Linked DNA regions of Homo sapiens: region 1 is linked to region 2. A link is a contact called in ENCODE Hi-C or POLR2A ChIA-PET data. All regions are on one chromosome and are shown on one strand. The core of a region is the stretch at or near the end of the contact, and the rest is flanking DNA. Distances in the headings are between cores, read along the strand shown.

Region 1 (7,056 bases), core at 2,620-5,119, 110 kb before region 2:
ACGAGGATCTAATTCCAAAAACCTTCTCTCGTGATCTGAGGAGTCTCACAGAGACGAGGCCCTGCCCCGGCGTGGGCTCGGGAACAGAGGCTTCACGGTGGGAGAAGCACAAAGGGGAAATGTGCTCTGGTCTTATTTCACTGCAGACCTCAGCTAGGGCTCGGGTGCTCGCAGAGTGCAGACACTGAGTGTCTTGTGAAACCTCAGAGGGCCGAGGGGTTCCCTCGGCCTGGTGGGGCCTCCACACCGTGATTGGCTCATTCTTCCCACTGTGGGTGCAGGAGGTTCAAAGTGTTGGAAAGGCCGTGTGTATAGGAATGGTAAATACCAGTGGGAATGTTAGCATATACTGGGAAGCCTGGGGAAAAAAAGGCCCTGGCCAACCTAGAGCCAAGCAGGAACTCTGCTGGTTTGCCCATGTGGAGTTGGACCAGGGAAACCTGCCAGCGGTCAGGGTACACTGGGGCCTGGCACCCTGGAAAGCTGTCAGTACATGACATTCTGGCCTGGCCGCCACTGGCTTAGCCTCACGGATGGGGCTCAGAAAGCAAGATGGGCCGTGATCTGGTCTTGAGGTCAAGCACGAAATCAGTCAGGGTTCCTCCTTTGTCAGCACCAGAGGCCATCTCCAGCTAACTCACCCCGAAAGAGAACTCCCTGAAGCACAGGGCGAGCTCGCAGGGCTGGAGAGGAGGGGGCCAGTCGGGCCTCAGAAAGGGCAGGGTGGGAGCAGCTGGGAGGACTTTAGAAGCAGGTGCTCACGGGCAGGCTGAGGGCCTCCTTCCTGGGCGGATCAGCCCCAGCTCTGTGGTTCAGGAGTCAGCCATGGAACCAGTGTCTGGTCAGCCAGGCTTGAGTTCTGGGCCTAGCCTGGGGCCAGGGGAGGTGGAGGCACCTTGGTTGACAGTCCCACTAAGACATGATCCAGTGACGATGAAGGTATCCCAATTCAGAATTGGGGTGCTGCTGACAGAAGAAGGGGGCCGCACCACTGGGCTGCGCGGTTTCATCTGTTCAGTGAGGAGCAAGCAGTGGCTTGCCCGGGGTGGGGAAATGGAGAAGTCGTTCTTTCGAGTTAGAAAATCATAGTGTGCACCATTGCTGGTTCATGGGAACCCTTAGGTAGAGTGTTGGAGACCGGCATGAGGAGGCCAGGCTAGCCTGCAGGGCGGCTCTGACACTCAGGCTGGCCTCTCAGCCCTTCCCCACTGAGGTTTGACTTTGCGTGAGGCCAGCGATTTTGGGAGACAGTGACTTCTGCCCAGTGAAAATCCACTTCCGTTGCCTGACATCCACTGGGTGTGTGGCTGCAGGAGTGGGACAGGCTGGCGCTGACAGGTGGCTGTAGCCATGGTGCCTGCTGTCAGCTGGGATGTTGGAACCAAGACAGCCCTCCTTTCTCAAGAAGCTTCCGTTCCCATGGAGCAGAGAATCAGTACAGGAACAGATGTTCTGATACCTGCCATGTTCATTAAATGAGGCGATGGGAGAGAGAAAAGCAGGTGGGAGGCACCGCTTTAGCCAGGATGGTCCGGCAAGGCCACTGAGGAGGCCACAGGGCAGGAACAGTGCAAAGCCTGCTGCGTGAAGATCCCGGCACAAAGCCCCTGAGATGGTAGTGACTGGCCTGGCCCCACTGGGTGGTGTGAGTGAGGAGGGGAGGGCCAGAGCAAGGTTGGGGGTACTCAGGTTGGCTCATATGGGGCCCTGTAGGCTGTGGAGGAGAGGTAGTGGCCGGGATTTGATTCTGGTTGTGGTGGGAAGTTGTTGGAACAGAATGACGTGGTCTGATCTCTGCTTTAAGAAGATGGCTCTGGGTTCTGGATGGAGGGTGGGGAATGGGGGCCGAGGGTACAGGCTGTAAGAGCGGTTAGGAGGGGCGTTCACTGGGGCTGGCAGTGGCTGGGATCAGGGCCAATGGTGGGGTGGTGAGGAGTCAGTTTTCCAGGTTAGAAATGGCAGGCCACTCTGGGGACCTGCTGCAGATGCTGATAAGTCCTCATTGAATGAATGAATGAGCAAGTTGAGTGAATGTATGAACGAGTGCCTGGGGTGCTCTGTGTGCTGGCCCAGTGCTGCCTCTGTGGGCAGACAGACCCCAGCATCTCTGGCAGTGTTCCTTGCGAAGGCCTGGGTCAGGAGGGCCCTGAGGTCCCCCTTGGTCTAGAACATGCCAGCTTGGTGAGAGGCGGCCAGCAAGCACTGTTCTGCTGGCCAGGCAGGGGCGGCTCACTACGTGGCTTCCTGCTTTGGTGTGGAAAGCCCCAAGCCCTCCTGCATGCATGCCAGTGAAGCACGCGGGGTGCTTCAGTGTTCCTGTTCAATTCTGCTCTCCCCAGCCCCCATCCTGGTGTGGCCTCTCTGGCCTCCCACCCTGGGTTACCTTCTCCCACCTGGCAGGCACGGGCTGGGGGCCGGGGTTCCCCAGGGGGTAATTTCCTTGTGCCCAGGTGTTCCCTTAGTGCTGGGAGCTGCCTTCCTTGGCAAGCAAGACCCTGGCCTGACTTCCCTCTCTGAGCCTGCAAACTGGGCGCCTGCCTGGCGTCCACAGGCTGAGCTCTCAGCTGTGCAGGCAGTGCAGCCCCAGCAGCAGTGCTCTCATGCGCTTGTCATCCACTTGCCATTGGATGACTTCGGTGTGTTCTCAGCTGCACCTCTCAGCTGGGATTGTGTTGGGGGATGGGAGGAAGCAGGTGCAGCCATTTTGAATTCTTCCCAGATATTTCCACAGATGGCGGTAGAGGGGATGGTTACATCACTGTGGAATCCAGGAGGGTGACTGAGCCTGATGATACTGTTAGGATCATTTTAAACTGAGGAGGGCAACCTGTAGGAGGACTGCCCCGTTCCCCTTCCGCCCTAGAAGCTCCTGTGGTCCTCATCAAGTGTCTAAGCATCCCCCCCAGGAGGCTGCCCCGACCTCCACCCTCATCCCAGCACACTTGCCCTGGACATCCCCTCCAGCCCTGATCTCCCTGTGGTTTGTCTGTGACCGTCTTCCATGAAGAGTGAGCCCTCCTTCACCTCTGTGTCCCCAGGTTGGTCAGCATGGACCCTTAGTAACCCCGTGGGATGAACACGGCGTTGACCTTGTGCAGAGGTCCCTGGATTGGGTGGATGGGGATGAAGTGAGGGAGCTGGTGCCAGGTGCTTGCCGCCTTCTTACCTGGAGGGGCCAGGCGTTCCTAGTCAGCCCCATCCTCCTGCCAGGCCTTAAAGAGCCAGAACCTGGGCCCTTGTCCACTTACCAGCCTGGAAGTCTTGTCTGTTTGTGTCATTTTGATATGGGGAGTGTTCAGGGTTCCTTTTAGAAGTCAGAGCCTTCTGTGACAGGCTCATTTCTCTGGGGCTAAGAGCTCCTTTCATCATTGCATGATCAACCCCCAGCACAGCCCGCCTAGGAAGAATCACCAGCCCGTGCCCACTGAGCGAGTGGGCGAGTGAGTGAGGAAGCCTTGGAGCACTTGAGGCAGAGCTCCTTCCTGGGGCTCTGGCTGGGTAGTCTCTGCTCATGAGAGGACCGAGCGAGCCTCTTGACCTGGGTATCACCTAGCATGAGGAACCCCCAGAATATTCCACACCCAGCTTACTGTGTAGCCATGGAGCAAGTGCCCTGGATTTGGGGTTCTTCTAGGCCTCGTTGGCCTATTCTGCCTGGTGGCCATAGCATTCAGTTGAGGGTAGGCGGGGGGCATCAGGGAAGCTGTAGAATGTTTGCAGTGGAAAGGGAAACCATTGTGGAAATACAGGGCCAAGGAGTTCAAAAGCCATAGCTGTTATGTTGAGACCAAATATAACCCTTGAGTTTCTGTTTCAGTTCAGAGAAAATGCCTCAAGGGGACTCGATGTAGCCACAAAACAGTCTGCAGAGCAGACGCCAGCCCTTCCGAGCTCTCCCCATGCTTCTCACCAGAGCGGGAGAGCTGTTCTCCCTGGATCTGGAAGGGAGGGGTCTCGGAGTCGGACCTGGGGCCCTCTGCTCCCTACTTGAGGTTCTTCGTGTCCCCAGGGAGGTCCCCTCCTCTCTTGGTCTCTTCTCAGCCCAGCTCAGGGAAGCTTGTTCCACTGTTTACCATCCATCCTGCCCCCGGGCCGCCTCCACATCACTTATGTGGAAAAATCCCCTCGTGTCAGAAGTCGTGGGGCTTTCTGTGTGTTTTCAAAGCCCATTAACTCGATGGACTCCATAACTCACTAGAGACTTGGGACAAAAAATCTGGGCCTAATTTTGTGCAGATGTTTTCTCTTTGAATACCTTTTCCTCCTTTCCCTGATCTGACATTGGCAAAGGACAGTCACCCTTTTATTGTGACTTTAGAAGGGATCAGTAGAGTCAGTGCAAACATGCTTCCTATGATTTGAAGAGTGAATAGCTTTTCTGGTTGTTTTCAGCACACGCCAAAGAAGATGAGTCAAGGACCTACACTTTTCTCTTGTGGAATTATGGGTAAGTACTCAAGGCCATCCTGGAAGCTGTCCTCCTAGTCCTTCCAGCCAGGGTCTGAGTCCTCCAGGTGAGACACTCAAAGCACTTTCTGGACACAAGTTCAAAAAGAGCAGCCCCGGGACTCTTCTGTGTGTTTTAACTATTTTGGTCCCCTACGGTGCCTGAGTGAAGGGACAGGCACTGGTGTGTGGTTTACAACTCCAACATTGAGAATTTCTGTCTGATGATTAAAGTAATTCATGTTGATTTTTTTCATTCAGAAAATGCACAATAGTGTAAAGTATGCAATAAAAATCTCTCGTAGCCCCAATGCCCAGGGAGAGTTACTGTTGATATTTTTGTGTATGTTTATGTTCTTAGCATTTTTTATATAGCCCATTCCACGATGAACATATAATTATGTAAAACTATATTTGTTTGCTTTTTTCACTTGGAGTAGTTACCATCATCTTCCCACAGCATTAAAATTGTTCATTCCATGCATTTTAATGGTCTACAGTACCGCATTGGGTGGTAAATGTATCAGAATGTCTTTAGTGATGTAACTACATCTAGGCTGTTGGGTCAAGAGGCTGTTTTATTTGCTGTTGTGATGAACAGTGGCTAGGTAAGTGCCTAATTCTTTGTCTGCCTTTGTGATGATTTGCTAGGATAGTTTCCAGGAGTGGAATAGACAGGCTGGAGGGCAGGGACATTTTTAAGGCTCTTGATTCATTTTGCTGACATGCCTTCCAGAGAAGATTGCCTTGATCTTCTGTTTCTGTGCAAGTGTGAATTACTGTTTTTTATAGGCGGTAAAAAAGATGACCATTGATTACTTGATGCTTCAGATGATTGGGCATTGTTTGACCTCTCAGTGTCTCTCTGTGGCTCTCCTTGCCCACCTTTGGGGACGTCTTGCCGGATGAGTTTCTGTAACGTCTGCGTGGACTCAGAAACCACTCTCAGATGATAGATGATGATGACTGTGGGCTTTCAGATTCAAAGGTTACTTTGGTCAGACCTCAGAGTCTCCCTTGCCTTTCCTTCTCGGTCCTCCCTCCATGTGCGGTGTTTTGTTTTTCTTCTTCAGATACAGTTGCCATAGATGAGGTGATGTGTCAGATTGAGCACTGTGCCAGGCTCCTTACATGCTGGGCCCCGCTGGCTCTGCCAGTGGCATCATTCACATACGGGAGAACTGAGGTCTAGTGAGGTGGCCCTCTGCAAGGTCCCTCAGTAAGCGGAGTTGGACTCAGGTGGGTGACGAAGGGAGACTGTTTTCTTCTCAACCACCTGCCATGGCTCTGGGACACCTGGCGGTGCTCTTGATGCTGCCACTGAAGAAGATGGAGACAGGGAGATCAGCTGGCCCTGGTTTTCCATGTGACATACTTGGGAGGCCCGTCCCCACAGGATTGAATACCTCCCCGGTGGTTTACAGCTTTCAGCAAACCCTCAGGGCCCCAGACACATAGCTCAGAAGCCTGCCTCCTCGCCTGCTTCCTGGGACAACCTCACCTTTGCGCTTCCTTCCTGCGTCATGCTGGGAAAGAGAGAGGCCCCGGCATGCCCAGCCCCTCAACCCTGCCTAGGCTTTAGCTGTCAACCGGGCCAGACCAGTAAACTGGGTTGTGGAGATGTTGGTCTTTATTTCAAGGATTTCTAGTCTTTGCACTGTGTAAGTTATAATAAGGTGGAAGTCTGGTGGGTTTGTGATGACAGAGAGAGTCGCCCTTGTAGGGCCAGGTCTTGAGGCCCAGAGACCAAGGCAGAGGCCCCGGAGAAGGGAGGTGTGTGGGAAAAAGTCCAGATGGCCCAGGAGAGTCTATCGGAGGCTGCAGAGCCCAGCAACCTGCTTTCTACCGGGGAGGCCATGGTTTCCAGGAGGGACTACGCTGTGTCTGCAGACTCCTGTTTACAGAGTGGCTCTTTAGGAAGTGCTGGCTGGGTCCCAATGCCTCCGTCCCAGGCTCTTCTCCTCTTCAGCAGGGTCCTGTCTTCCTTCTGCTCTGTGGGACAGTGCCAGGGCACTGCCAGGCAGCAGAGGGAGAAGCGGGGAGCCGTTGTACTGGTGGGAGGTCTGTGGAGTCCCCTTGTTCTCCTCTGCTGCTCTCTCTCCATGGGTCTCATCTTTCTGTTGGTCGGCCCCTCCCTAATTCAGGAAAACCCTGACCTGCATGGCTGTGCATCACTGACGTGTTTCACTGACTGCAGTTTGTTTTCATTTTCAGTGGCTTGCTGTCATAGATATGACTTGAGCACCTGCTGTGTGTCAGGCACCTGGTGAGGGATAGAGTGAATCAGACCCTGCCCCTTCTCTCAGGGAGCTTTCTGTCTGGTGGAGGAGAAAGATCAACGAACAGTGAATTCTGCACTGCTTAGGCCAACTCCCGTGAGATGTGGAGGCCCTTGAGCTATGGGGATACCACCCCATCTTCCCGGCTAGGTTTCCTCAGTTTGCAAGTTGTGAGGATTTAAGGAGACGGCCACACACTAGCACACATCCTCCCTCCCACCTCTATCCCTTTCCTGCGCTTGCTGGAGCGGAGCGGGTGTCAGCAGTCAGGAGCCTTACCCCGTGCACTCTGTCTAGTGGAAGCTCAGGTTACCTCTCCAGTCCTCCGTGT
Region 2 (6,344 bases), core at 2,373-4,872:
TTTAGGCTCAGGATTCTGGGGTCAGGGCTTTTCCCAAGTTCGGGGAATGCCCCAGTGACTCATTTTCCCCGCCAGTGACCTCAGGGTCTCATCATGAAAGCTCAAACCTGAGCCCTAGGTCCAGTGTGCTTTAAGAGCTCGGGTATGCTGCAGTTCGAGAGCTGACAGGGCCAGCCCGGGGCTGGGTGAGTGAGGGTGATGGGACTTCCCTCTTTGGGGTGCTGAGAGGGTTGAGGAGCCATCAGGCCCGGGTGCCATCTGCCAGGTTTTGCCTTCCTGGTGAGAGATGTGATACACAGAACCTGGCATATGCAGGCAGGCCACCCCGCACTGTCCCTCACCTAGTCACAGGCCAGACCACACTGTGCCAGCAAATGGGGCTTTATACTGCAGTTTACCATCCCATAGGGCTTGCCTTCTCTTATTGTTCCCCAACCCCAATATTTGATTTCCTAACTAATTTTACTTGCTTATTTGTCCATATAAACTTGAGTGCTGACTTGTCTAGGGTGTGTTACAAGGTGGGGAGAAGGAGGCAGGAGAGCAGATGAACCTGTTGGCATCTTAAATTGTTCCTAAACAAAGTTCTTCACCACCAGACAGTCTAATTTGCTCCTCAGAGCCCTTAAAACCAGGAAGTGTTGCTAGCTCCATTGTCAGAGACCCAAGATCAGAGAGATGAGAATGTTTCTCAAATGTGGCCGCTCTCTGTAGTCAGCTGCGGAGCTTAGAACAATTACTCCTACCTGGTATCAGAAGTTGGGATGCAGCTGAAGCAGGATTCAGAGGGAAATTCATAGTACCAAATGCTTGTTAGAAGAGAGGAAAGATCTGAAATTGATCACTGAAGCTCCCATCTTAAGGAAGTAGAAAAGGAGCACAAAATAAACCCAAAGCAAGCAGAGGAAGGAATAACAGAGACACGGACACAGTGCTGGCCACCTGCTGTGTGGCCTTGGGCAAGTCCCTTTTCTGGGCCTCAGTGTCCACAATGACTTTGTCCTAAACCTGTTGTTCTCTACCTGCATGGCCTGGAACCCCAGGCTTCCAGAGAAACCAGGAGTCGGGGGGACAGCCCAGGGGTAGGGGTCAGGCTGCCTCATCCTCAGGAGCCTGCCCCACACTGTCCATGGCAGGGGAGGTGGTGGGGGTTGGAGGTGGTATGGACTGTGTCCTCCAGCACCAGGCCTGCACCTGTGGAAGAGCCCCTGACTGCCCCAGCTCTGCCCCACCTTCAGGGGCACCCCAGCTTTTGTCTTTTCTCCCTGAGGCCTCTCCCTCACCGGCAGCTCAGGCCATGCCGGCTGGAGCCACACACATGCCACTGATCAGGTACAGAGAGTCTTCCCCGCTTGCCTCACCCCTGCTTTCATTAACAGGACTGGACCCCGAAGCAGCAGTTAACACCCACCCGCGGTGCCCCCTTCCCCCCGGCTTATTTCCTGCACACGCTACCCCCTCAGAGGGCTGCTCTGCACTCCCCACACAGACTTGAGGAAACAGGAATTCCTCACATTTGAGTCTCACAAAGGAATGATGCTCTCAGGCCCCAGGATGGGCGAGACTGCTTCTGTCTGAGACAGGGATCCTGTTTCCTGGAAAGGAGGCCTGTTGCAGTGTTTACCAATGACACAGTCCCATCCCTTGAGTTACAGGGCACAGCCAGATGGATACGAAGCCATCCTGTCCCTCCAAGTGTGCACTCTAATTATCTAGTCTTTGTTTTGTGGACAGAGAAGCAGGCTCAGGAAGGCGACATGGCTTCCCTCGGTGGCAGAGGAGGCAGGCAGGTGGCAGCGCTGGGGCTGGTGCCCACCGTGTCTCCTCTGGCAAGGGCTCAGCTGAGCCTTGTTGGTGCCACTGTGGGACAGGTACACTGTGCGGGTGGGGAGAGTCCTGGGCAGACAGGACCAACACAGTCCCCTTCACCTGGAGCTCCTGGGCTAGAAGTAACAAGTCCAGTCATGACACAAGGGACAGGTGCTGGGTGGGGGCTTGGCAGGAGAGCCAAGTCCCCTAATGGGGTCACACAGCGGCTTTCTCGGGGTAGCCTGGAGTTGCTCACCATCGCCCACGCCTGCGTCGGAACTCAACTCAGAATTCTGGGTCAGAAGTCTTCTTGGCTCAGAGGATGAGAGGCGCCTTCAGAGCCCAAGAAAGGTTGCCCTCGTGCGGAGGGTTCCAGCACTTCCCCGCAGTCGAGGGTGGGAGCCACTCCTGAGCAGCCTGGCAGTGGGGGTGCTTTCCTTTGCAGACCTCAACCAAAGCCAGTGCCTGCTCCGCACCCCACCCCCAATAATGCTCACACACCATGTTCTCCCACTTCAATTTCATGTGGCTGTGGAAGGAGAGAGAGAGACAGGGATTGGGAGAGGGAGGACGTCACATGAACGAATCGAATGAGCTGTTCACACTATTCTTTGGAAAGAACGATGGATAAAAAACCTGCAAAGCCAGTCAATCACGCATTTATTTTTCTAAGGGCGGGGGGCGGTGGAGTGGTGGGATGGAGAGAACTTTCCTGAAAGGATTTGGCCTTGAAACATGAAGTCAAACAACTGGATTTGGCAGGCTGACAGCTCCCGAGCCCCGCCAGCCCGAAGAACTGCCAGCCTGGCGGCCAGGGCGCGCTGAGACATAATGAACTCATTCAGAGCCGAGCGGGGCTGGAGGACGGGGCTGCACGCAGGGGGCCTTCCAACCAGAGGGGCTGCGGCACCAGGGACCCTGCAGGCCTGAACGAGAGCCGACCTCACCCCCAGAGATGCGGGAAAGGCGGGTCCGTCCGGGGATAGACAAGAAAGGGTCTTGCTCGAGTCTCTAACACACAAGGAAGTCCCAGAGAACAGGAGTGAAGGAGGCCGATCTCAGATGGGTGATGAAAGCTGGGGCCGGGTGAGCTCTGCACACTGGGACCTGTGCACTGAGCCTGACCCCTGCTCTCGTGTCAACAGTCCTGCTCCTCCCGGCTCATTCTGCTGAGCCCCATGGCCACCTCCAGGACCTTCTCCTGGGTGGAATCCTGCCGTGGGTCTGCGAGATTGTGAACTACATCTAAGCAACTCCATGGCTGAGCCCATGCCAGCTTTTTAAAGCCAAGTTTTCATTTTCACAGAGAGGCCTTTGCCTTCCAGGTGGCTCAGAAGCCTGAATGATAACAGGGCTCCATCCAGCAGTGGAAGCTTTTGTGGTTGGAACAGATAAGGAATTAGGACCTGCGGTGCACACTGCAAGTGAGACAGAGGTCCCATGTATCAGGCTGCGAGCACGGCCACCGCCAAGGAGGTGCTATAAGCTCTGAGATGCCTTATGCAGGAAAAGGCTCCTGACATTTCTGCACGGACTGTCCCCAAGGCTGCCTGTAAACCTTGCAGCAGCAGGAACAGGTTCTGCTTGAGTCCCGGCAGAAGCATTGGTCCTTGAAGGTGACAGGCCTCCTTTCTCTGGGATGGTTCAAGGGAGGGGCACCATGAGATCATCTCGGAGCCCTCACAGCCGCGCTGCTGGGGAAAGCCTTGATTTATGGGCGCTCCACCAGGGCTATAAATAACCGCGCTGCACCGGCTGTGGCTGGTCAAGAAACTGACGTCTGGTTTTCCCTAACCTTTGCCCTTCCTTCCTCATTCCCAGGGCACTGTGCAACATGTGTGGAGGGTGGGCCAGTGCCCTCTCCAGGACCCCCTGGACCTGACTGTCAGAGGAGGGAGGGGACAAGGGAGGCCTTGGGGTAGGGCATGTCTCCCTTGGAAGGCAGTGTTGGGGGAGCAGTGTCCTCTGCAAGCTGCTGTCACCTCAGATTCTGAGGAGCCAGGATCCATCAATATGGATATTTTTTGCAGACATTTGTAAAAACCTCAGATTCTGAGGAGCCAGGATCCATCAATATGGATATTTTTTGCAGACATCTGTAAAAACTTGTATTGATTTCAAAATGAAAAAGCTGGGCCGGGCACTGTGGCTCACGCCTGTAATCCCAGCACTTTGGGCGGGCGGATCACTTGGGGTCAGGAGTTCAAGACTAGTCTGGTCAACATGGCGAAATTCCATCTCTACTAAAAATACAAAAATTAGCCGGGCATGGTGGCAGATGCCTGTAATCTCAGCTACTCAGGAGGCTGAGGCAGGAGAATCACTTGAACTGGAGAATGCAGTGAGCCAAGATTGTGCCACTGCACTCCAGCCTGGGCAACAGAGCAAGACTCAGTCTTAAAAAAAAAAAGAAGAGAAAAAAGTAAAAGCATAAGTGGCTGCTCCAGAAAGCAGTGCTTCTGGCCAGCTGGACCCAGGGCACCTTGGAGGGCAGCAGAGGTGGCAAGGCTGAGGGACGCGTGTTGTGCCTGTGGCCACCTCTGGGCCTGACACATGAAGCCCCCGGGCCTCAGCAAGTGTCTGTTCAGTGGGTCACGTTTTCTCAAACTTCTGCTCTCTGTACAGAACACCTGTGAATGTGGCCTGCCTGGAGAGGGGCAGTGGCAGTGGGGCTGTCCGTCAAAGCTGGTGGCCAGTGGAGGTGGGCAATGCCAGGGTGAGGCTGTGTTTATCACGGCCTTCAGCCCCAGCTCCACCGGGTGGGTCTGGGGTCCCCATCCTTACAGAGGCCGGCAGCCCTGTCCCCCAACCTGCATTCAGCACTCGGCCAGGGCCTCCACGTCCTCATCTGTGGGAGGCACGGGAGCTCCACTGCCACCCCTGAGACAGCCCAGCAAGCATTTCTTAGCCTTTTTCTTTTAAACTCAGGGTGGGTTTTTTTGGTTTTTTTTTTTTTTTTTTTTTTTTTTTAGATGGAGTCTGGCTGTGTCTCCCAGGCTGGAGTGCAGTGGCATGATCTTGGCTCACTGCAATCTCCACCTCCTAGGTTCCAGCGATTCTCCTGCCTCAGCCTCCCGAGTGGCTGGGATTACAGGAGTGTGCCACCATGCCTGGCTAATTTTTGTGTTTTTAGTAGAGACGGGGTTTCCCCGTGTTAGTCAGGCTGGCTCAAACTCTCGACCTCAGGTGATCCGCCCGTCTCGGCCTCCCAAAGTGCTGGGATTACAGACGTGAGCCACTGCGCCTGCCTCAGGGTGGATTTGGGCCACATTTGAAAATAAACAAGCAAAGACCATGAAGGTAGAAGTGGAGGGGACATGGCTTCCCCAGAGGAAATCAGCCATGGTAGGAATATTTACACCACAGAAAGTGGAGGCCGGGCGCGGTGGCTTATGCTTGCAATCCCAGCACTTTGGGAGGCTGAGGCGGGCGGATCACTTGAGGCCAGGAGTTCGAGACCAGCCTGGCCAACATGGCCAAACCCCATCTCTACTGAAAATACAAAAATAATTAGCCGGGTGTGGTGGCAGGTGCCTGTAATCCCAGCTACTCGGGAGGCTGAGGCAGGAGAATCGCTGGAACCCGGGAGACGGAGGTTTTACAATGAGTGAAGATTGTGCCGTTGCACTCTAGCCTGGGTGACGAGAGCAAAACACTGTCTCAAAAAAAAAAAAAAAAAAAAAAGTAGCAAGCACTACAAATTAGGGCTTCCCCCACACCAGCCAGAAGGGGTTGTTTGTTACCTTTAAAATCCCCCAAGTTCATCTCAGTTAAAAAAAAATCCATGAGATGATTTCTATGCACACATATATAAATAATTCTGTGTTCACAGGTCCATGGCAAGGCAATTTTCAAGACAATGACAATAAAACCTAATTACTCTTAATCCAGGGAAGGTCTGTTTAAATGAGCAAAGCTTTAACTGCATAATTTTTTTGCGTAATTAAAACTGATCGTACAAAGAGGAGGTCCACAGGAGAGTTGTGGTCCTTCTCGCCTCGGGGCCTCTGTGCAGGCCACTTCCTGCCCTGGAAAGTCGTCTCCTCTCGGTCCACCTTTCTTTCAAGCCTCAGCTCAAATCTCACTTCCCCTGTGGAGCCTCCCTGGACCTGCACAGACACTGCTGGCTGTCCCTTCATGAAACAAATTCCAAGCTCGGCACAGCACTGTGTCCCCAGGCCCCTTTCCATTCTGTGCTGAGTTTGTGTCTTCCCCACAAATCTGGGAGGTCCTTCAGGGCAGGGGCCTGGCTCACTCATATTTGTAACTGACCATAGTCCATGCTGGATCACATGTTGGGGCAGGGCTATTTCCCCCTCCCAACTCCAGAAGGAAGAGGACTAGGGAACAGTTCCCATCTTTCTCTGCACCGGCCCCACCCCTTGAGGTGACTAACCTCATTGGTCTTCACCCCTCCTTCTCCCCACCTCTCATTTAGACAGAAAGGTGACAATGTAGGGACGCAGGGATCCATCTACAATGTGGAACAGCTGCTAGGGTGGGTGTGGGAGGGGCACGGTCCTTCAGGGTTCACC

The links. Hi-C counts contacts between places; a loop is a spot of excess contacts on that map. ChIA-PET counts read pairs that join two places held with the same protein, here RNA polymerase II (POLR2A). Pooled maps may share reads with other maps.
Region 1: a pooled map shows a loop between it and region 2 (2.1-fold over the local background). The contact joins two enhancer-like sites. A Hi-C loop is called at or near these places in 1 of 50 pooled maps. POLR2A ChIA-PET finds 5 or more read pairs at or near these places in 3 of 52 experiments (activated B cell, activated CD4-positive, alpha-beta T cell and naive thymus-derived CD8-positive, alpha-beta T cell).

The regions. Positions count from the first base shown.
Region 1 is chr10:124,693,549-124,700,604 of GRCh38, reverse strand. FAM53B (family with sequence similarity 53 member B) reads left to right here. Exons shown (of 5, transcript NM_014661.4): 3 at 4,393-4,447. Among named protein-coding and RNA genes, the nearest start is that of FAM53B-AS1, 7.0 kb to the left of the region's middle. RefSeq lists enhancers at 1-17, 203-873, 948-1,147, 3,651-3,900, 3,911-4,090. Within about 2 kb of position 3,869, at least 7 of the 41 ENCODE cell types and tissues checked have a DNase peak (open chromatin) inside an H3K27ac peak, as active enhancers do.
Region 2 is chr10:124,586,174-124,592,517 of GRCh38, reverse strand. All of the region lies in intron 6 of LHPP (phospholysine phosphohistidine inorganic pyrophosphate phosphatase), which reads right to left. Among named protein-coding and RNA genes, the nearest start is that of FAM53B-AS1, 110 kb to the left of the region's middle. Within about 2 kb of position 3,622, at least 15 of the 41 ENCODE cell types and tissues checked have a DNase peak (open chromatin) inside an H3K27ac peak, as active enhancers do.